Linked DNA regions of Homo sapiens: region 1 is linked to region 2. Evidence: read pairs that join two places in POLR2A ChIA-PET (ENCODE). Cell type or tissue: OCI-LY7. All regions are shown on one strand. Links, peaks and the distances in the headings refer to the core of each region. The heading gives the core; the rest is flanking DNA.

Region 1 (12,134 bases), core at 2,592-10,591, 970 kb before region 2:
TTTAGGTAGTTATCTTCAAATTTTAAAAAATACTTTTAATCAAAATAATTTTAATTATTTTAAATTTAATTGTTATAAATATTTTCAATAAAAAATATTTTTCTTTATAATGCAATATAGAAAAGCTCATAAGTCTTAAATATGCACAAGGTAAATAAAGTCATGTATCTACAACCAGAAAAAAAGAAATAGGATAGTCTCACAACAGTGTCTGACATATACTAACAATTCAGTTAGTGTTTGCTTTTGCTACTATTAATGTTAGATGTTAGTGAAAACCATTTTTCTTTTAGGTATCCTAGCATATTCTCCAATTAATAGTAGTTTTGTGTAGCAAACAGAATCCTGTGAAATTGGAAAGAGCAATACTTCAGAGAGGTTAGGAAGAATCTGATTTAGTGAATATGAATAGTTCAGACTTCATTATAAAAAACAAGCCAGTCTCCTTTTCTGTTACAACTTGCTTAACAAAATCATTCATGTGTTTCACTTTGTAATTTCTTATAAAATGGCTTATTCTTTTCATTTTTTAAAGGTCAGATACTTCATACTGATGTGGTTTACTTGCATTGTGGACAAGGCTTCCGAGAGGCGGAGAAAATAAAGACACTTTTGCTGAATTTCAAGTATGAAAATAAGTAATCTTTTGAATATATCAGTGGCTCAGTCAACCAGAGATACCTTTGAAGCCCCTAATTTGGAGGGAGGGATTAAGGGAGGTGCCTTTGTGAGAGACAATAAACCATATAAAACAGTTCTGGGGCAAATTGCTGGAGAACTCTGCATGTGGAGACTTGAGAAACGCTGCTCCCTTCCTTTGCCACCATTACAAATAAAGGAGGTAATATGGGCAGATGTGAGCAGTTCATTCTTCTGTTCCAATTTTCTCCCTCTCTCCCTGCCTTCTTTCCATCTGAGGAATAGATGTGGTTATAGTTAGAAGTTTCAGAAATTGACAATATATTATATAATTTAATCATAATATCTTTATTACGGCTTAGATGGCTTAGAATGCTCCAGAGTTGACTTATCTCTGATTTTGGTTCCTTCTTGATGGGAAGAAAGCTGACTTTTTTGAGATAGTGTGACAGTAAAATACTTCTCTGCTGCCTCCTATACCAAATGCAGGGCAGTGTCTTTTATTCCATATAAGTCTGTGTTTTCCTTATGCAACAGTGGACAGGTTGCTTGTATATATGAGAGAATAAGAGAATCATATAATAGTATTTGTGCATTCTGTACATTTTCTCCAGCTGATTTCAAAGCATGCCTTGAAATTCAGTTTGTCATTCTGTTTCTGCCTTGAAGCTGCAGCACAGTAGTGATTGGAAATGGAACTGCCTGCAGGGAAACAGAAGCTTACTTTGCTGACCTGATAATGAAGAATTATTTTGCACCACTGGATGTTGTTTACTGGTAAGGCTATTACATATATCTCTTTTCTTGGAGAAGCATGGGAACTTTAAAGTTGCTTTTGTGATGAATCCTCCCTTCTCTTTTTAAGATGTACATCTTCTTTGCCCTCCAGACCACCTCTTGGTGTTCATGAGAACTTTGCAGGATAATGTAAAGTGTCTGACTCTTGGAGAAATTTGAGACAGGAATGATTAGAGCAGGACAGAGTCCAGAAACCTCTTACAGAAGCAGCACGTTAGGGCTCAGTTTCATTGGATTTTCTAGGCTATACATTGTGTGAGGGTTCTAGTTAACTATTGAATAATAAGTAGAATGATGTACCAGGCTAGCAGCTAGTAGACTGTGAATAACTTAGCCTTTTTCTCCCAAAGCTTTGAAGCCTATGAATCATTACCCTTCAGAACTGAGAGCCAAGGTAAGTATTATGAATTAAAAAGTATTTCCAGTATTCTTTCCTCATTTATCCCTTGGTCACAAACTTTTATTTCATATAGGCATACAGATAACTTGTGAATAGCTTTGGATTAGAAAGACCCAATTTCTCTAGTCTTGCCCCTGCATTTGTAGTAGTTCTGCTTTCTTTCACCATTGTTTCCCTACTTCCTCTTTGGATCTCAATAGTCATGTCTTCCTTTTCCAAACTATAGTAGAATATTAAGTCCTAAAGGATTTAATTCTAGGAGAGAGAGTAGTTATAATGGCTGATATTTAACAGAAAGTGATCAAGAGCTATCTCCCACTGCTAGTGAGAAAACTAATAACTAAAAGAATGGTTGACTGATGAGCAGGTGACTGACAGGATCAACAAAGTAACAGAAAGTAAAACCTAACACAGGAAGAATTCTAGGATTTGTGTAGGTAGGCCAAAAGGTAAAGGCCAGGCAGTTATTATAGTCAAGAGTGCCAAGAGTGTAGTCAGAGTCAGTCAGAAAAACAAACTCAGGGTAACAAGGGGAGTAAGAGAAGGTGAGGAACAAACCGATAGGTGCCATGGGATCATGATTCAAGAAGGAAACAGATTGAAACATCCACTGCAGAATTTTTCCCTCTTTCTCTGGTTGTAATTTAAGTTGGCCTGGGAAATACGGTGGATCTTCCCTATTCTGGGAACTGCAAACGTGCACCCAGTCCTTTTGAGAAACTAACACAAGCACTGATGTAGCTGGTTCAGTTTATTTCAGGTACCTTCTCTGATTTTTTTTTAACTTGTTCACATTAATTTCATGTAAATATCTTGCATACATTTGTAGTGGTTATAAGTACAACTTTCAAATCATAAAAAATATTAAGTAGTGAAGATGTCTTCAGTTTTTTCTTCATTTGCTTATAGAATATCCCTTTATTGAACTTTAGGCAGTATGTACTATTAGAAAGGAAAGGATGAACTGTGGGGTCAGACAAATCTGGGTTCATCTGTTTTTTTTTTTTTTTTTTTTTTTTTTTTTTTTAATTGAGACAGAGTCTCGCTCTGTCACCCAGGCTGGAGTGCAGTGGCACAATCTTGGCTCACTGCAAGCTCTGTGTCCCAGGTTCATGCCACTCTCCTGCCTCAGCCTCCCGAGTAGCTGGAACTGCAGGCACCCGCCACCACACCCGGCTAATTTTTTGTATTTTTAGTAGAGATGGAGTTTCACCGTGTTAGCCAGGATGATCTTGATCTCTTAACCTCGTGATCCGCCTGCCTCAGCCTCCCAAAGTGCTGCGATTACAGGCATGAGCCACCGCGCCCGGCCTCATCTTTTGTTTTAATCATTTACTAGTTATGTAGGTTTTGAAGAGTTACTTAGCCTTTCTTAGCTTCACTTTCCTTCATTTTTAAAATGGGGAAAAGAATACCTACCTTACAGGTTTTTTAACAGTATTAAAAGTGAGATAACATAAATTAAAACACTAAGGGTTTAATAAACAATATGTTTTTTTATGAGTGTGTTTGTATTTGTTTATATACGTACTTTTATTATAAATATAAATTATATGTCTTTAAAAGTGCTGTGAAATTAGATGCAGTATTTTCTTATGCAAATTAATAAACTTACATAAAGTTTATTTTCACCTTGATGCAATAGGGATGATAGTAAAATCTACCACTTTGGATAGTAATAATGTCTATCGTACTTGTGTAAAATCTATGTATTGTGGTATCATGAGATGTTCAGTCTTATTAATGGATATGAATTAGATGCCATTTTAGTTGAGCCTCACCATAGGTGCTGTGGTATGAAGTGAAGTATGTGGGCTATAGAGACGACCTAGGTTCAGGCCTGCCACCTACTGCCTCTGATTAGCCATATAGTTTTAATCCTCTTTTAGCTTTAGCATCTTCATCTTTGGAAATGTTACTTACCTGTTAGCACCATTGACCACTGTGAAGATTTAAAATGGAATGTGTTATGTATCTCCTATTTTTAAGGCTATTTGTAGTAAATATGTTAAGTGTGGGCTAATCTTTGAGTTTAGGGAGACCCCATTAATATAAATTTTTTTTTTTTTTTTTTTTTTGAGCCGGAGTCTTGCTTTGTTACCCAGGCGGGAGTGCAGTGGCGCGATCTTGGTTCATTGCAAGCTCCACCTCCCAGGTTCATGCCATTCTCCTGCCTCAACCTCCCGAGTAGCTGGGACTACAGGTGCCCGCCACCATGCCTGGCTAATTTTTTTATAGTTTTTAGTAGAGATGGGTTTTCACCGTATTAGCCAGGATCTTTGGTGCCTTCTTTGCACTTTTATGAATATAGTCTCTATTAGGCATTTTCTTTCAGAAGAGCCCCATTTTGTTGCAATTTAAGACTTGCTTTGGATGGTAGTCTTTCTCCTATAGTCTGTTTTCTCCTTTCTGCTATAATTATTTGGGTTTTAAAATCTACCCGTGTGGTTAATTATGGTAGCTATTTTCTACAGTTGAACCATTTTTGCAGTTCTGATTTAACTCTACTTACACTGTATTAGTCTTTTAATGTACTTTTTGCATTTGTTTGCTAATATGTGCTTTTGAAGTTTTTAAATGATGCAGATATCTAATTGGAATTTATAGCAAGTGCTTTAGAAAAATCAGCTGTTTAATTTCATTTTATTATCATTTTGCCAATTCAAAGTGCCTGTTTGAGAAAACCATGTTTTCTCATCTTACACTTTGAAGTTACACTGAAATTGAAATCTCCAGTCTTTCTCTGGCAGCCATTTTTAATACCTTCTGAACAGATAATCTGATAGGTTAATCTATAATCTTGTCAGCCACTCATCCTGAAAAACCTTTTCCAGCCATATCTACCAGCACATTTCCTCTTATCTGTTCCTTCCAACACTCTTTGCCCTGACATGCTGCCATAGGTTAACAAATGCCATGATATATATCCTAATTCATAAACCCCAGGAAACCTGACCCATTCATCTGTCTTTTCTCTCATTCATTTCTCTCCCTACCCTTAAAATACCTTACGAATCATGATACTTACACATATTAGGGGGCAAGTCATCCAAAGGTGCAAATTCTAATTACCAAAGGAGCAAAAAGTTAAACTGGAGTTAAGTTGCAGAATGTAACCATGCTGAGTCTCAGTTATCACATACTGAATTGTGATAGTTGAAGTTGAAATGTTCATGAAAAAATGAAAGTTGAAAATGTTCGTGAAAAATTCTACAGTTTTATGGGTCATTTGTTTAAAGTATATGCTAGAATGGTTTGCAGTTTTCAATCTTTTGACATATGGTAGGCACTCATTTTGCTTTTGTAGTTATACATTAGTTTGTGTTTTTTAGATTTATACATAATGAAATCATACAGTGTATAATCTTTTATTGGCTTCTTTCATGGAGCATGATTATTTTGAGATTTCATCCTTGTTGCTGCAGAAACCAGTGGTTCTTTTTATTCCTGAACAGTATTCATTGTTTGGCTGTATCACAATTAGTTTATTCAATCACCTGTTGATGGATATTCGAGTTGTTGCTAGTTTTTTGCTACTACCAATAAAGCAGCATGAGCATTCATTTACAAGTCTGTATGGATATATGCTGTCATTTCTCTTAGGTAAATAGCTAGGTGTGGAAAGTCTGTGTTGTGTGGTATATGGTATACGGTACATGTTTAACTTAAGAAACTGTCAAGCTTTTTCCCAAGATGGTTGTACCATCTTACTTTCCCACCAACAATGTATCAGAATTCTAGTGGTGGCAGTGGCAGCCCATCTGGAGCAGCTGCTGGGAAGACACTGGCTGCAGCAGGGGAGTTGTGGCTTGGGTTGCATGCTCCACAGGTGATGGGAGCCCCACCTCCTACCAGGTTAGTGGGGCAGAGGAGCCCCATGCTCCTGGGCGCAGTTGCAGCTGCCCAGCTACAGCTCTGGACCTGGGCATCCCTGCACTCTCAGGGGCCTGCGATGCCCCTTCCCCTGCAGGCTCGGAAGTACCTGCTCCACCTCCCTGGCCTCTCCCTGCTCCCAGCACCCGCTCCAGAACAGAGCAAAGTTGTGGCCGAGCCTAGGCACTGTTGCGACCTGGACAGGTGTGCCTGCACTCGAGGCAGTGCTGACACCAGCCCCTGCTGCCTCAGCCTGTTCAGGATTTTGGGCACCAACCAACACAGGAGTGAGGCTGGGGTGGGGTGATGGCTAAGGGCAGCTTGGCACAGGCCTACAGGTGTCCCCTGGCACAAACAGCCCATGCACCATGGATGCATGCTGATGGTGGGAGGCAGACATTCCTGTGCAGCAAGGGGCAGGTCTCAGTGAAACCCCCACCTCCAAGCCAGGGCCTACGTGAAGTCTGGAGGCCAGGTTGCCAGTTCTGGGTGGAGTCTGTGGCCGGGAGTGTGAACTTATGGTACTTTTTCCAGACATGCCCATGGCTGCCCATGGACCAATCAGCATGCATTCCTCCCTTCTGAGCCCATAAAAACCCTGGACTCAGCCAGACTGACACAAATGTTGGGACTACCAGCTATGGGAAGGAGCCACCCACTTTGGGTCTGCTCTCTGCTGAGAGCTGGACACTTGTCAGGAGACCTGTCTGCAGAATGGGGCTACCCACTGCCCATCTCCTCTCCACTGGGAGCTGGACACTCATTGGGATAACCTGCCTGCAGAAAGGGGCTACCCACTGTGGGTCTCCTCTCTGCTGAGAGCTAGACACTCATTGGGACAACCTGCCTGCGGAAAGGAGCTGCCCGCTTTGGGTCTTCTGAGAGCTGTTCTGTCACTCAGTGAAGTTCCTCTCTGCCTTGCTCACCCTCCAGTTGTCCACATACCTCATTCTTCTTGGACATGGGACAAGAACTCTGGTTCCACCAAATGGTGGATCTGAAACAGCTGTAACACAAACAGGGCTGAAACATGCCCTCCTGCCTGCCATGCTGCAGACCTTGAGAAGGAGAAAAGAGCTGCAGCCCTTTGGGGAGCCCAGACCTAGGTGCTCCCTAAGCCAGGGCTATGGCACCCTCTTTGGGACTCTCTGGTTCCTGGCATCTCCCACCTTCCAGGAACCACTGTGTTCCCCTCGTCCAGATGTGGGTGTCTGCAGTGGTAGTTGCATGTGATATATCTGGTCCAGCCACAGCCTTGCATGGCACCACCTGCCCTGCCACAGCTGGCACGCCTAGCTCTGCACAGTGGCCGGACCCTGTGCTCACTCACACACCGCTCACCGCACTACGCCTGGCTCACCCTTGGCAGGGTGAGATCTGGGCCAGTAGCACCAGCCAAGCACAGCCTGCCAGCTTGAGTGAGTGGAACGAGCCCAGGGGGCCTGAGCAAAACTCGGACAAAGGCACCACTGGCCACAGAGGTGTCTGGCTGGAAAAGTGACACCCTAAGGATTCCGTAACACTAGTTTCTCTGTATCCTCAATGGAATTATGAAGTTATGGTCAGTGCTTGGTATGGTCAGCCTTTTAAATTTAGCTGCCCTAGTGGATATGTAGTGATATCTCATTGTGGTTTTAATCTGCATTTTCCTAGTGATTAATGATCATGAGCATCTTCATTTGCTTATTTGCCATCCATGTATCTTCTTTAGTGAGGTATCTGTTCAAATCTTTGCATTTAAAAAAATGGATTGTTTTCCTTGTGATTATTGAATAAGAGTATTTTTATTTATTCTGAATTAAGCCCTTTGTCAGGTATATGTTTCATAAACATTTTTTCCCAGTCTGTGACTTTTCACTTTTTTTTAAACAGGATCTTTTGAATGGCAAAAATTTTAGTTTTGAGAAAGTCCAATTTATCAATTTTTTGGTATAGTTTTTGCTTTTTGTTTTCTATTCTGGAAATTTTGGCAAAATCAAGGTTACTGTGATTTTCTTCTGTTTTGTACTAGAAGTTTTATAGTTTTAACTCATTAAGTCTGTAATTTAATTTTTGGAGAATTGACATCCACTCATTTAATTTTTTTTTTTTTTTTTTAAGATGGACTCTCTCTCTGTCGCCCAGGCTGGAGTGCAGCAGCACAATCTCAGCTCACTGCAGCCTCTGCCTCCTGGGTTCAAGTGATTCTCCTGCCTCAGCCTCCTGAGTAGCTGGGATTACAGGCGCCTGCCACCATGCCCAGCTAATTTTTGTATTTTTAGTAGAGACAGGGTTTCACTGTGTTGGTCAGGCTGGTCTTGAACTCCTGACCTCATGATCCGCCTGCCATGGCCTCCCAAAGTGCTGGGGTTACAGGCGTGAGCCACCATGCCTGGCCCATTCAATTTTTAATTTCAGTTTTATTTTTCATCTAGAAGTTCTGTGTTTTTCAAATCTGCTTGATGATTCTGTCACTTTTTTCCTGGCTATATTTTCAAGCCTGTCTTTTTTTAAACCATGTTAAATTTTGCATTTTACAATCTGTGTAATAATTCTAGAATCCTTGTAATTTTATTTCTGCTATATGCTGTAATTGCTGGTTCTGCTTTGTGATGCTTTCTTTCCTTTTTTGTTCAGTTCTTAAGGTAAGCTTTTTATTTTGGTGGAACTTTGTGGGAATTCATTTAGGCCTGGACTGATGGTAAGTTGCTTCAAAGAGGATTTGCATTTGCTTCTGCTACACTCCCTTAGATACTACCAGTTTGGGATCACTTAAATTAAATTCTCGGCTTGAGTTTTTTTCTGACCACCCAGGTAGTGTGAATTTAGGCTGCAGACCAGACAGATGGCTTATAGTTCCATATTCTCATCAGTAGTTCCCCGCTACATCAGCCCGTGACTGAGTTTGAGATAGTCCATTTTCATTGTGATCTCCTGGGGGTAGAGTATAGTGAGTTATAGTTCTGTTTTATTCTTACACTGAGGGTTTAACCTAACTCTGGAGTCCTAGCTTTACATATGTGAGAGTAGGTGGGGGATCTTTTGTTAACATCTATATCTTAGGTGGATCCTGGGTTTTCTATTTTATTCTTCTGGTTCTGTGAAGCTCTGTGAGGCCATGAAACTTGAAAATAAAATGCACTTGGTTCAGCAGATGCCCTCAGCTGAAAGTCAGCTTCAGAAATCAAGGTTCCCACATATACTTCATTTTTTTTTTTTAGCAAAAAAATTTCTTTCTTGCCAACTCATAGATCTCTTTAAGAAGATAGGTCTTTTAGTTGTTTTCAGTGAAAGATGAATCCAGGTAGCTCATTTCTCATATTGGTTTTGTATTTTAAATTTTCTTTAAATGTAAAATTTGCTATTTTCCGACACCAAAGTAAGACCATAAAAAAAAATAGATAATGATCTTTTCAATCATCTAAATTTACACTTGAGTTAAGAATTACTTGTTTCTTTTAGTTCTTTCCTCAGGATATCTATGCCTGTGGAAACATGTACATGATATAGCCTTCATTCTCTGGCAATTTAATATTCTTTTTTTTTAAAGGATGCTTAAGAGGGAGATCTTGAGAAGTCCAGAAAAATACCCAGAGGAAAATAAAAATTATTGGTACTGTCATTACTCAGAGAATCATATTAATGTTTTTATATATTTTCTTGTAGTTATTTTACTTATGCATTCATTTATTCAACAAATATTTATCACCTATAAATGTCAGATTGAATGAGATAGACTCAGTAAGGTACAAGAAGAGAACAACTTTTTCTTTACTACCTCCTCTCTTTATTCAACTCATGTTTGGATGAACTCATGTTCGTTCCTGGCTGAAATAATGGACAGGTCTCATAGCCTTTTCAGTCCCTCTTAGTTATTAGCATAGTCTCATTTCAGCAGTTGAAATATCTTCTGTAGTGCAATAATCAGAGATCCAAACTTGAGATAAGTTCAATTAAATGTCAGGCCTCTTTCACTCTGGAAGATGCTACTTCACTATCGGGATTTGCAGGTTAGTTTATCGGGATATGTAGTTAGTGTCCTCTCTCTTTTCCTCTTTGTTATTCTTATTTTCCCTAACTCACTAGCTGAATTTTCTGATCCCTCTAAGTTTAGTCCTCAGAGTGGAGTAGCATGGGAAAAAAGAGCATGGTCTTAGGAAGTGGGACCAGTTGCATTCTGGGGTAAGGCCCTCTGGGTGGCCCAAATACAATTGCTGATGCTTCCTTTCATGGGGTGTTATGAAGAATTTTTCTATTTTTGTTTTCTGAGATTTCCCTTGCAAGGAAGCTGTGATGTAGCTGATATCTTCTTTGGTTGACTGGTTATGGCTTTCCTTCTCTCGCCCTGGGCTTCAGACCAGCCATTCTCATCTGCGTTACTTCGCTGCTCAGTCCTCTTGGACAGAATCTGTTGAAAGCCTACCATACACTTCTTCCTGCAGGCCCATTTGGCTCATACCTCCTTGCCTGCTCTCCAATGGGTATCAACAGCTTATCCTTAGCACAGCTGTCTCCCTTTTAAATTTTCTCTCTCATACCTTAGGCTTGCACCTATTCTCTTTCTTACCCATCCTTGCCTTCCTCTTGTACTTTTCTGTGCTGTCAGAGGTAGCTCTTCCTTTTCATTTTTCTAAGGCATGTTTAGCACTCCATACTCTGGGAGCATATGTGAAGCTCATGAAGTGTTCCCAGTAAAGCGCCTTCCACTTGGCATGTGATGGATGAGATATTCTTCTATGTGAAATGTTGAGAGAGCAGGAAAAATGGCATAGCATCCCAATCATCTTCCCAAAGAAATTTTTTCTCTCAAGTCTAACTCTTGTCCCTCCCCCCAAAACACACCCATTTTATAGGACACAGATGAATGATTGCTATTGTTGGCAAAACAGGCCTTTGATGCTTTAGCTAGAACAAAAACATCCCATTACTCCTGTTTCGATCATCCAGTCAGCAGAGTATCCCTCAGAACCAAGACTATGTTACAGGCACAGTATTGTGTGCTGGGAAAGAAAGCAGTACAGGCAAAGTCCCTACCCCTCTTGAAGTTTGCATTCCAATGGAGAAGACAGACAAAAAGATAAGAGTGTGTGTATTTTTATATATGTCAGTTGGTGAAAAATTCTGTATCAAGAATTAAAAGCAAGGTAAGGCGATAGTGACAAGAAGTACAATTTTTAGGTAAGTATAGGTATAACCGATATTCTTGGTATATGAGACACATTTTAAGAAGACTCCAGTGCTGAAGTAAAGTGTGATGAATTTGTGTCCTCCTTTATCCATACTATCCAGATTCATGTTCTCTTTATCCTCATTTTTCTGTGTCGTATGAGCCTATGTTTTTCAGATTGTAACTTGTAACCCATTGGTGAAATGTGAAGTCCATTTAGTGCGTCTTAACCAGCATTTTTAAAAAGTTAAATAGAAAAGAATAGGAAATAGAGGGCATTTCATGCAGTAAGCTAAGTATTGTCTCATGAATATTTGTTTTGGTTACATGTATATATGTGTACTGGGTTGTGATGTGTTTCTTATGGTTGATCATAAAAGTTTGAGGAACATTGCTCTATGAAATTACAGTTTTCAGCCTTTAAAAATGCAAAGTTAAGAGAGAAGATTGGCCCGCAAGAGTCTTTACTGAGAAGTTAGAAAGCTTTTAGAAATAAAATTCAGACTACCTTATACAATTGCAAAAGATCCTCTGAAGGGAAGTAAATAGAGGAATGGTTCTGAGAACACATTGGGATATGTAAGCTGGACAAATGTACTCTTCCAGTAAAATAATGAGCCATGATCCTTACCATATTCCTTGGAAAAAAGTTAAATTAATGGATAGAATTTTCCCAATCTCAATTAAAATTCCTCATGTCAAAGAAAACTTTACAAATACTTTAGTTATTAACACATGATAAAACTTTATTATAATCTTATTTCAAGGCAAAAGGTTTTTAATAGGCCAATTCAGAGATGCACTCTTTGTAACAAAATTTTATGGAAAAGAGAACATAATTCCAGTAGAGAAAAACACAAATAAAAATGTTTGGGTGATTGGTTTGCTAGAACAAGTCTTCTACCTATTAGAGTATGTCAGAAAATTGCTTAAGTATTCTATCAAGTATGTTTTTTTCCCCTAGAAGAAAAAAAAGAAAGGAACCTTTCTTGTATGAATTATGTCATTCATACAAGAAAGTTTCTTTGCCAAACCAAGTTTGGAACAATTTATCTTACATTTATGTATTTTTCTTAATTTGTTGGTGTCTACTAGTAACTAGTATCTGATTTAGCTCTTATATGTTTAATTATATTATATAATATGCAAATATTCTGTTGTGTTCTCAGTAGAGCACATTGACTTCCAGGGGCTTTGCAACCAGAAAAAGATTAGGAACTAAAAGTAAATTAATTTGTATGTATTGACTGCATACTCCCTGCCAGGTGTGGATTTTAC
Region 2 (12,134 bases), core at 2,723-10,722:
GAAGCCGTGTAAATGTTGTTTCTATTGTAACAACATTCATGATGATACTGCTATGATTGCACTGTTATTATAGGTTTAATGTTAGGCAATCAAGCTACAGTGGTCTAGATATCAACAAACAGCATCAAAAGAAAACATCAAATTGTCCCTATTCTTTTGACACTGTAGCTGAGAAATTTTTCTATGTTAGTGGCCCTAAATGAACAATAATAAGTGACAATTTAGTGAAAAACACTATTTTCACATCTTACAAAAGTCATGCAATATAGATTGATACAAGTATGATTATTTCTAGGACCACTTGAACCAGGGGATTAAAATAAATTCAGTCCTGTGACCATGGTTTTTCCTTCTTTCTTTTTTTTCACATACATCATTTAAAGAGGATTTATGTAAATTTTCTCTGTACTCATAATTTTTCAAGCATTAGTGCAGTCATAAGTATAGGGCACCTTGGCTTGATTTAATTATTATCGTTTCTAATTCAGCACACTTTATTTTATTTTACTTTATTTTATTTTATTTTATTTTTGAGCCCTGATTGCTAGTTCATTCTCAATCATTAGCATTTAGAAGAACTAGTCATTACTGGTTTTCAATAGCTGCTTGGGTTCCTATAAGCACTTAGAGTCTTAAAACACAGAAATGGAAAACAGACATTTCAAAGGTAGAACAAATCATGACTCCTAGAGGTAGGGTACAAGAATCCCTGGGTGCGTGGGCACTGAAGCACACAAATTCTTAACTTTCCCATTTGCTTTTTAAAAACCACAGGAATTGGGTCTAAAAAAAACTAGGACACCTCATTTCTGTAAGATGCTTGCTCATATAGAAAACTGGGAACTGATTCCAAATGAAAGGCTTTCCAAAAGAAATGGCAGTCACTTTGGACCACAATAATCATTTATACAAGGGTATGTCTGACTTTCGATTTGTGCAACACACACTTTTAATTGTCACGTCCATAAATACATCCCCCAGCTGCACCCAGGCAGCAATAAAGTTACCTGTCTAAAACTTGGTCTCCACATCCCTGAGTGGCCAAATCTCTCACTGTCTGGAGTAAATCAGCTGCCTTTCCATGTAGATAAGAGACACAGAGCCGGGGAGGGCAGCAATGCTCAAGAGTTTGTCAATAGCTCAGGAGAGAAAGGGCAAACCAAAAACCTTTTGTGGGCAGTAATGCGAGTGAGATTTTCAGCATGCTCAGAGGTTGCTGTTAAATGTCTTTTTCAACAGCATTCTCTTTCTTTCCATGCAGCTTCTACCTCGCAATAGAGTCAAAGAATGTGATGTACATTAAAATGCTTTGCCTCTCAGATGGGGTTCATTTTTATTCAGGGACAATTTTGCTGACTGACAGGTAAGCGTTTGGTGCTGAAATTGGACCTGTACAAGAGCTTTGCATTTCATTTGCTCCATTACACCAGCGCATGAATTACTGGGCTTCCATGTTGGCATCTTTCCATTACTTTTAAATACCTGACATGAGCAAAATGACTCATCTGACATTTCATGTAACAAATTTGTTCCAAAAAAAAAATAGAACATTATTATACTATTTTATATATGTGGGTACCACAACCTTCTGCCCTAATCTGACCAGAAATTGTTAAGTGTATAAATGGTAGCTGATATCAGTTTAAGAAAACACACTGCCAATGACAGCTATAAAATCTCATGGCAAAGAAATATGTCTGCTTTTCCTATTACCCACTGTCACTTCAACCTACTTCTTGAAATGTTAGCAAACTTCAGTCACAAATGGAGCTTTGTATTTTGGTTTCACTTCCACCACTGCGTAAACTTTGAGACATTATTTATTCCAATACACAATGAATCAACTTTTTCACTTTTAATCAGTGCTAACAGAGCTGAGGAGTTAAGATGCCTGTACCAAATAGTCATTTGTAGTCACAATACTACTATTTACTGACTAGTACAAAATTATTTGGTCTTCAACTTCTTCTAACTCTCACTTTCCCTTTGATTGCTTTTTGTTGCTTTTTTATTTTTAAGCAACAACTTAAAAATAATACGGACCATGACTCACAACCCTAAGATATCTCCTCATTCCAAACTTAACACCACATCCCATTACCCAATACCACATCCCATTACCCAATTTGCCTTGTAGAACTAGGAAAGTGTTTCAGTTCTTTGCTAAAGGCCAGTGTTAGCCTAGACAGCTTTGCTCCAGGCAGATTAGGAAAGAAAGAATCCTCAGTTTTATGACTCAGCCAGGAGTTTTTCCCACCTCTTCACTTAAAAATACCTCAGTAACACATTACAACCTGCCATATGAGGCTGAAGATCGCAGATCTACACTCAAATAAGGGTTTTTCTAGGTGACAGTATAACATTTCATAAAGCAGCAGCATAATTATGTGACAGCAAAATTTAAAATATCATGTTCACTGTTAGTATGAATACATCGAATTAATACAGTATTATTTCCATATGAAATTATTAGCCTCATTATTATATAATGGTATTTTCTTTAATAAATGGTCTCATATTATAAATGTTAAAGTACTTTATGTTACGGTGTATTCTTTTTAACAATGTTAATTTACCCTCAACCATTATTCCTATGCTGAATTTATATAACGTGTAGGTAATGAGAGATCACCTCCAACCCGCCTGAGCTCTCATGTGGGCCCTTCAGCTGGATCTAGAAACCAAATTGACACAAGGCAGATTTACAAGAGAAAAGCATACACATTTTATTAGTTTTACATGTACATGGGGATCTTCACAAGAGAGTGAAGTCTGAAGAAGTGGCCAAAGCAAGATGCTTTTATACTTTTTGGATGAAGAATAATAAACTTAAGAAGAAATGATAGGACAAAGGCGATCTGTCTACGGGCAATAAATTCCTAGGGGAGTCACTAGGAGATACAAGCGGGGTGTAAAACTAGTAGAAGATAAGGGTTACTTTGGAAAATATATTTAATTGGGTCCACTGCAGCCCCCTGTTCCCAGCCTCTGGTTGATAAGAGCTATTTCCTGGCTCTAGTAAAGGGAGGATCTCGTCCAAAGGAATATTCTCCCTCTCCATCTCCCTCTCCCTCTCCGTCTCCCTCTCCCTCTCTGTCTCCCTCTCCCTCTCCCTCTCTCTCCCCCTCCCCGTCCTTTCTTTCTTTCATTTTTTTTGAGACAGGGTCTCACTCTGTCTCTCAGGCTGGAGTGCAGTGGTGTGATCATAGATCACTGCAGCCTGGACCTCTCAGACTCAGATGATCCTCCCATCTCAGCCTCCCAGGTAGCTGCCACTATAGGCATGTACTACCACACCTGGCTAATTTCCATATTTTTTGTAGAGATGGGGTCTCATCATGTTGCCTAGGCTGGTCTCTAATGCCTAAACTTAAACGATCTTCCTGCCTTGGCCTCCCGAAGTGCTGAGATTACAGGCATGAGCCACAGAAGAAGCTTTATGGCTTGCTGCATGCAGGTCAGCTACCCCTTTCTGAAACTACAATTTCTCCAATGTTTTCAAAATAATTAATATGCCAGTTTGACATATTTTGGGATGGCAAGTCCTTCACTCCTTTGAAAGTTATAATTTAAAAATGAGACATTCAACAAGTTGCATCACCTTTGTCTTTATAACCCACCTGTATTTTAAAAGCATCTGGGAATTCATGGCATTTCCCTTGTACAACCAGCATCAAAGTGACTTTCCTATCCTGGGGAATTATTTAACCAGAATGCTTACAGAAGATAGTGCAGATTTGAAAAACACACATCTTTGAAGAAACGGCATTTCTTCTTTGGATAAATGGTCCAAGAAAGTAAATTTTTTAGAAATGAGCTCCTTGAAAACAGTTCCAGCATCTAACACAGGTATTCTTTCCACAAAAATGGAATGAATGAACATTCCTTGCAGTATTTTTGTTTTGTTATGATTAGTGTTGAAGCCATGGGGCTATTTAATTGTCAATAATTATCTTTTGAGTTGCATTTTTAAAACTGTGCAAGTGAGGCTATTTCTGAGCAAATGGTAGCACTCTAGCCTCCACAGCACACTTACTTTTATTTTTGACCTTTCTCTCACTAATCCTAACATGCCACTCCTCAGACCTGAATAATCTCACCAACCACACTGTCCTCACCTACTCCTGTGGTTGCTGAATGCTATCAGTGTAAGTCACAAAATCACATTGACTTTGACCACTGATCACATTCACGCTGGACCCTCATGTAATCTAACAAGCTGCTTTTATTACAACAAATTATTCTCCACCAGGAAGACTTGTCCCTGCCCTCTCATTTTTAGCAGATGACTGCTTCCCAAGTTATTGAAATATATTGAGGCTACTGAACACTATGTCTCACAACTTCTATACTCTACTTCAGATTCCCTGTGTCTTCCTTTGCTTCTGTTTCTCCTTTCTCCCACCTGTGTTCTTTCTTTTTCTTTTCTTTTTTTTTTTTTTTTTTTAGACAGAGTTTCACTCTTGTTGCCCAAGCTGGAGTGCAATGACGCAATCTCGGCTCACTGCAACCTCTGCTTCCTGGGTTCAAGCAATTCTCCTGCCTCAGCCTCCTGAGTAGCTGGGATTACAGGCATGTGCCACCACGCCTGGCTAATTTATTGTATTTTTAATAGAAATGGGGTTTCACCATGTTAGCCAGGCTGGTCTCGAACTCCTGACCTCAGGTGATCTGCCCACCTCGGCCTCCCAAAGTGCTGGGATTGCAGGCGTGAGCCACTGCACCCAGCCTCCCACCTGCGTTCTTGAACCCATGTTTTCTCAACTTCTCTGAGACCAGTTTCACCACCTGTGCCCTCTCTATGTTCAACATTTCCCAGATCAGGATATAATAAGTCACTAGGAAGGGGACTGCCTAGTGGCTACCTTAGAGTCTCACTCATACTTTACAAGCACTTAACAATTTTTTAAATTTTTTTGAGACAGGGTCTCACCGTCACCGAGACTGGAGTGTAGTGGTGCAGTTACATGGCTGACTGCAGTCTTGACCTCCGAAGCTCAAGCAATCCTCCCACCTCAGCCTCCTGAATAGCTGGTACTAATGCCAAGCTAATTTTTGCATTATTAGTAGAGAGATGGGGTTTCGCCATGTTGCCAAGGCTGGTATCAAACTCCTGAGCTCAAGAGATCCACCTACCTCAGTCTCCCATAGTGCTGAGATTACAGGCGTGAGCCAATGCACCTGGCAACAAATATTTTCTGGGAAAATAAATGAATGATTGAATATTGAACAAGATCTGTAAGGGTGTCATGTTTGGTAAAGCCATACAGAAAAAAAGAATAGCGATAAAAATCTTAGGAATATTTATAAGAATAACAACAATGGGCAAGACCTATGTGAAGAAAAATATGCAATGTTACTGAAAATATAAAAGAATATCTAAATAAATGGAGAAGGGCTGGGCGTGGTGGCTCATGCCTGTAATCTCAGCATTTTGGGATACCGAGGTGGGAGGATGACTTGAGGTCGGGAGTTCAAGATCAGCCTGGCCAACATGACAAAACCCCATCTCTACTAAAAATACAAAAATTAGCCGAGAGTGGTGGTATGTGCCTGTAATTCCAGCTACTCAGGAGACCGAGGCAGGAGAATCACTTGAAACCGGGAGACGGAGGTTGCAGTGAGCCGAGATTGCGCCACTGCACCCCAGCCTGGGTGACAGAGTGAGACTCTGTCTCAAAAAATAAAATAAAATAAAAAATAAATAAAAGGAGAAACATGGCCAGGCATGGTGGCTCACAATGTAATCCCAGCACTTTGGGAGGCTAAGGTGGGTGGATCATTTGAGGTCAGGAGTTCGAGACCAGTGTGGCCAACAGGGTAAAACCTGGTCTCTACTAAAAATACAAAAACGAAAAAATAGCCAGTTAGCTGGGCGTGGTGGCTCATGCCTGTAGTCCCAGCTACTTGGAAGGCTGAGGCAGGAGAATTGCTTGAACCTGGGAGATGGAGGTTGCTGTGAGCCGAGACCGCGCCACTGCACTCTAGCCTGGCAGACAGAGCTAGACTCCATCTCAATTAATTAATTAATTAATTAATAAGACATATCATTTTCCTAGATGGGAGCACTCTGTAGTAATGATGTCATTTCATTATCAAATTACTCTATAAGTCAACGCAACCTCAGTCAAAAAAAAAAAATCATAGCTTGTTTTGACTTTTTTTTCCCCCTGTATTCTTGATACTCTGGCATTTTGGAGTCTTCATCTTAGATTGCCCCTCTCAGGGCTAGCTAATTCCTAGAGAAGACAAAGGATTTCTTTGCAAGTGCACCTTTGATATTTAAGTCAACCAATCCAGACCACACATCCCCAACCATCTCCTGTAACTAACTCTCACACACCAAGCCAATATTCCTGCCAGCCTAAATCTGCCTAGGGCTAGATATCAGATAATTAGGGGCCGCAGCTATAACCCAGAGCCCACCAAAATTACTCAAACTCTCCAATCCTAAACTTATTCAACATACCTACCCTACCTCACCCATTCGATCCTGTGAAAACCCCAATAAAGGCACTGGGCCATGCTCCCTGGTTCTGCCTCTTGCCCAATCTTGGTCTTCCCCATGTGGCTCTGAGTGGCATTGTATAATAGCCGTTTCTAGGGATATATAAGTCTAAACATTTCCTTCATGATAATTATGTCCACGTCTGCATGTCTTACCAAACCTGATTAAAACAAATCCTGGGTAAACTGTAATATACTACTGTATTTCTAAAAATCCAATATGTAGATTCAAACGTTCATCTGGAAGAATAAATAAAAACACTCAAGAAAAAATTTACAGAGAATAATCAGAAGGGACCTGCCCTATCAGAAATCAAAACATAACTATAAAATAATTAAAGCAGAAACTCACAAATCAGTGAGACATAATAGAGTATTCAGAAATAGACATACTTACATATGTGGATACAGTATATGGTAGAGGTTGTATTTCAGAACAGTGAAGAAAAAATAAACTAATACATTTGGTTTGAACAAATGAATATCCACATAGAAAAAATAAATTTGGAATTTTACCTCACATCATACACAAAACTAAATTCCAGATGAGATTATAGAACCAAATGTTTAAAAAAATTACAATAGTATTTGAAGAAAATTTCAGAGAATATTTTTATAATCTTATGATGTAGATGGCCTCCCTAACAAAACACAAAAGCCAGAAGACTTAAAGGAAACTACAAAATGAAAACTATATATGACACCAAAAGCACAGGCAGTAAGAAAATTAAAAAATCAAACTTCATCAAAATTAAAAACTTTTGTCCATCAGAAGACATTATCAACAGAATGAATGGAATCCACACAAAGAAATAATGAGCACTGATTAAAGTCACTACATAGGTAAATAAAAGATAATATACACTAAAAAAAAACAGAGTGAAAAAGCAACCTATAGGAAGGGAGAAAATATTTGCAAATCATATATCTAACAAGACATTACTACTCATAATATTATAAAGAACTCCTACAACTCAACAACAAAAAACCTGATTGAAAACTGGACAAAGAACTTGGATAGACATATCTCCAAAGAAAATATACAGATGGCCAAACAGCACATGAAAAGATTACTATTACTAATAGCAGCATATGAAAAGATTACTATTACTAACAGTAATAGCAGCACATGAAAAGATTACTATTACTAAGATATAGACGGCCAAACAGCACATGAAAAGATTACTTTTACTAATAGCAGCACATGAAAAGATTACTATTACTAACAGTAATAGCAGCACACGAAAAGATTACTATTACTAAGATATAGACGGCCAAACAGCACATGAAAAGATTAACATTCCTAATCATTAGGGAAATGCAAATCAAAAACCACAAGAGATACAATTGGAACCCTTGTGCTCTGCTGGTGGGAATGTAAAACGATGTAGCCACCGTGGAAAACACTATGGTGGTTCCTAAAAATAATGAAACATAAAATTACCATATGATCCAGCAATTCCACTTCCAGAGATAGACCCCAAAAAATTAAAGCAGGGACTCCAGTAGACATGTGTACACCTGTGTCCATAGCAGCGTTACTCATAACAGCCAACACAGCAGCATTACTCATAAGAGCCAACATAGCAGCATTACTCATAACAGCCAATTCCACTTCCAGAGATAGACCCCAAAAAATTAAAGCAGGGACTCCAACAGACATGTGTACACCTGTGTCCACAGCAGCATTACTCGTAACAGCCAACAGACGGAAATAACCTAAATGTCCATCAATGAATAAATGGACTGACAAAATATAGTATTAATATATACATGCAATAGAATAATATTCAGCCTCAAAAAGGAATGAAATTCTGACACGTTACAACACAGATGAATCTTGATGCCATTATCTCAAGTGAATTAAGTCATTCACTAAAGGACAAACCCTGTATGATTCGTCTTATATGAAATTCATAGAGCCTAGGCATGGCAGCTCACGCCTGTAATCCCAGCACTTTGGGAGGCCATGATGGGAAGATTGCTTGAGCCCAGGAGTTTAAGACCAGCCTGGGCAACACAGGGAGAACCTGTCTCTACAAAAGAATTAAATTTTTTAAAAAAGAAATTCACAGAGACAAAAGTAGAATGGTGGCTGCCAGGGACTGGGAGAAGGGGAGATTGTAGAATTACTGCTTAATGGGTACAGTCTCAGTCTGGGGAGATGAAAAAGTTCTAGAGATGGATGGTGGTGATGGTTGCACAACAACATAAATATACTTAGTGCCACTGAATTGTATACTTAAGATACGTAAAAGATTATATATGTTTTACCATGATAAAAAATATTTTAAAATAGGATTTTTGGTAATAATTCATGAAGGTAGTTCACAAATGAGTGATGTGTCAGTGTTCGAATTTGTTATTTCATATGTTAATATCATCTCAAGTATAAGCTCTGCAAGTAATAACTGTTATTTGTTTTGTCTCTTTTTTAGTTTTTAATTTTTATTTTTTAGAGACAGGGTCTCACTGTGTTGCCACCAGGCTGGTCTCGAACTCCCTAGTTCATGCAATCCTCCTGCCTCAGTCTCCAGGGCACCCGGGACTACAAACATAGGCCACCTCACCCGGCTTGTTTTTGTTTCTTTATACCCAAGATCAGATCAAAGAAGGCCTTAGAACAATGCTATGTACATAATATTGGTCATGAATAACGTGCAAACAACTGAAACCCACTACATATGTGGATTTATAAAGTCTTTGTTATTAAGTCTGAGAAATAAGAGAATACACAGGATTGCTATTTATCAATATTACATTAATTTAAAAAAGTATGATGTCCAGCTACTAACACTGTAAATAGCAGACTAGATTTAAACTAAGAAGTTTCTAGTTCAATTTGCATAATTATTTACTTCAACACATATTAAAACCTTAATAAAACCTGTTTTCAAATATTGCTACAATGGGACAAATTCTTTCCTTCTCTCAAGTTTTAAGGAGACCCCTTCTCTTTTACCTCACCCTCACAAATTCTTCATTCTTTTATGTGGAAAACAAACACAACAAAACCCTCTGTTAAAGGTCACATCTTTGTAATCACTATACAAATCTTACCTTTCTATTCAAATTTTATCTCTTAAATTCCCTTACATTGGTAAAAACGACTAGATTTAAAATATCAGCTCTAGTTCCCCCAAAACAAAAAGACTGCATTAAACATGGTTTGTGTCTTGATCCTAATAAAATTTCTTTTAACCTTGCCATGCTCTGAATCTAAGTTCTCATGAATTCAGACTATCTAACCTTTAAATCAAAATGTTTCTTGTGGTTTGGGTTTTCCTTTTTACTTTTCGTGGTGTTTTTTGGTATCAATAAGTGCCTGTCTAAAAGAACGACAGCACTAAAATACAGTCGACTGTCTTTTGAAGCTAAAATATGTAACAATAACCTGAAATACTACCAATCCCCAATGATCTTCTTAAAACATGGTCCCCAAATTTGTGCCTTCATAACCTACATGTAACCACATTATGAAGTAACACAGATTGCTTTCAAAATAGCCTATAACCTGTTTTTTATTCGTTTGCTTTTCATCTTTTAAAAAGTAAAATTATTCAAACAAAAAAACTGTCTAAAAATTAGGCAATTTTAATCAAGTTTGAAGAAACAGAAGCAGATAAGAATAGCTAACCACATTAGTAGTTTCTGTCCTATATTGTTTCTGTTTTGGTTAGCATCAAAAATAATAAACACTAATTTAGCTCTGACGGCACAGAAGGAATTCTTCCCCATGTAAATGAACAGATATCTCTATTATGATAAGATTCAGATAATAGTATTTTTGTAAAGTTCCTGGAATGTAATTGTTTGAAAGAAGATGATAAATCTATTCCTCTAACAGATTTAGTATTGCCACTGGGATTTCATCATAGTTCAGTCATAAATTAATTGCACAGTAGATTTATTCATCTATCATTCTCCCATAACAAGTCTGATCATGATTGCTTTGTATGTCTCCGTTTGGCACACTGGGGTTTTATTCATTTAACAGGATTATTTATTAATCAGGCATTTATTGAATAGAGTTTAAAGAAACTCAATGGGTCTGATACAAAGTGCATTAGATCTATCATTAGGATTATTTTTATTTCAGACATTCATTTAAATGGACCTCATTGTATTTGGGGGAAACATTACTTATAAGATGGATATTTTCTGTTAAATACATTTATCCTGGCTTTATGAAATACCTGATATGGGGATAATCTAGTTACAAAGAAAAAAATTAACTATGTAGCATCTCTATGAATTTGGTATTTAGAGAAAAAAGGCTAAGTTAATATCCGATAAAGGAATAATCCTAGTTAAGAAATAAAATCCTCCTTGATCCAAATGGCAACTTAAAAAAAAGGTAACCAACAACTATAAAAACTCCTTACACAAATAAAATCTGCCGGTTGCTATAAAATCCACATCATCAGACTGATATGCCATTTTGCCTTATACTAGAAAAAAATTGTCATTGCAACAAAGAGCATTTTATTTGAGGACTAAATGAGTAATGACTGCACTTGAAGCTAATGCACAGAGGAAATAGAGGAAAGAGGATTGGCGATGACTAGGGCCCAAGCTTCCCTTGATAACTACCCTTCCTCAGCATTCTAACTTCCATCTATCATGCCAGCTACTACCTCCACAAAGAGAGAAAGACAGGACACTGAGAGAAGAGATGCAATGAAAGATAATAAGAGAGGCAGGGACAAAGGAAAATCATGGAATCTGAGAGTTGGAAGAGATTTCACAGCACTACTGAAGGAGAATGACAATAGTAACAGTACACAGATTGGGAATGTAAGGTTATTAAACAAAAACTCATTTTTAAAATAAAAAAAGAAAATGATTTTCAGAATCATTTGCAATGAATATATTCCATTGGATTACATATGCAAATTTAGTGAAATAACTCCTAGAAAATCGCCATTCGTATAATACCCTGTAAGAAGCCGATGATATTTGCATCTTGATTTATAGACCTTTACCATGTAAGCAGAAATATTGCAAGTAACTGAACTTAGAACTTTTGAAAATGAAAAACATTTATTTTGAAGAAGTGAGATGATATTATCACCAGTTATTAATAGTTTTCCTATTGAGTTGTCTCTAGGTACAATTGTTCCATGAATAAAAATCACAGGACAGCATGATTTTTATTCATGAGGCAGAGTCTCTCAGAGCACATACTTAGTTTGGGGCTCTACCTGTCTAGCATTAACCCGAACAATCCAGAAACTGAGATGTGATGGCCAGAGCCATCAGGTGGAATTCTGACACTGCCCTAGAGACTGACATTTCAACCACCACCATTGCTTCTAAGCCAAGACTTGACCCTTGTAACTTGGAAATGTAGCTTGCATGCTTCCACTTCTCTTCCACTGCCATCTCCCTCGTTCCTGTTCTGTGGTCTGGGCTTCCGCACTAGCCTCCACAGGGCCTCTCAGAACCCACACCCTATTCTAACCTTAGTCTTTTGTGCCCTCTGTAAGCAGGGGCTGCACATGTCACTTCCCCAGCTTTGTACTTTCAATGTCTTCCTATTGGTTTTAGGATAAAGGCAAAAACCCCTGCCATGTCCATGAGGTGCCCTCATGGACCCACAGTCTGGCCCCTTCTCCTTCCTCTCC

Evidence for each region. ChIA-PET counts read pairs that join two places held together with the same protein. Peaks named below come from ENCODE experiments on the same cell type or tissue, not always from the same donor. Only the 100,000 strongest peaks of a DNase experiment are listed, where the experiment ranks them.
Region 1: POLR2A ChIA-PET joins it to region 2 with 5 read pairs; 2 of 35 experiments call an interaction of 5 or more read pairs at or near these places.

What each region holds. Positions count from the first base shown.
Region 1 is chr2:45,536,014-45,548,147 of GRCh38, reverse strand. SRBD1 (S1 RNA binding domain 1) reads left to right here. Exons shown (of 21, transcript NM_018079.5): 13 at 536-626; 14 at 1,309-1,416. Among named protein-coding and RNA genes, the nearest start is that of SRBD1, 69 kb to the left of the region's middle. In OCI-LY7, for the core only: no CTCF peak of the experiment used is centred there; a DNase peak (open chromatin) is centred at 6,667.
Region 2 is chr2:44,568,641-44,580,774 of GRCh38, reverse strand. The region is part of intron 3 of CAMKMT (calmodulin-lysine N-methyltransferase); the gene reads right to left. Among named protein-coding and RNA genes, the nearest start is that of CAMKMT, 210 kb to the right of the region's middle. In OCI-LY7, for the core only: no CTCF peak of the experiment used is centred there; no DNase peak of the experiment used is centred there.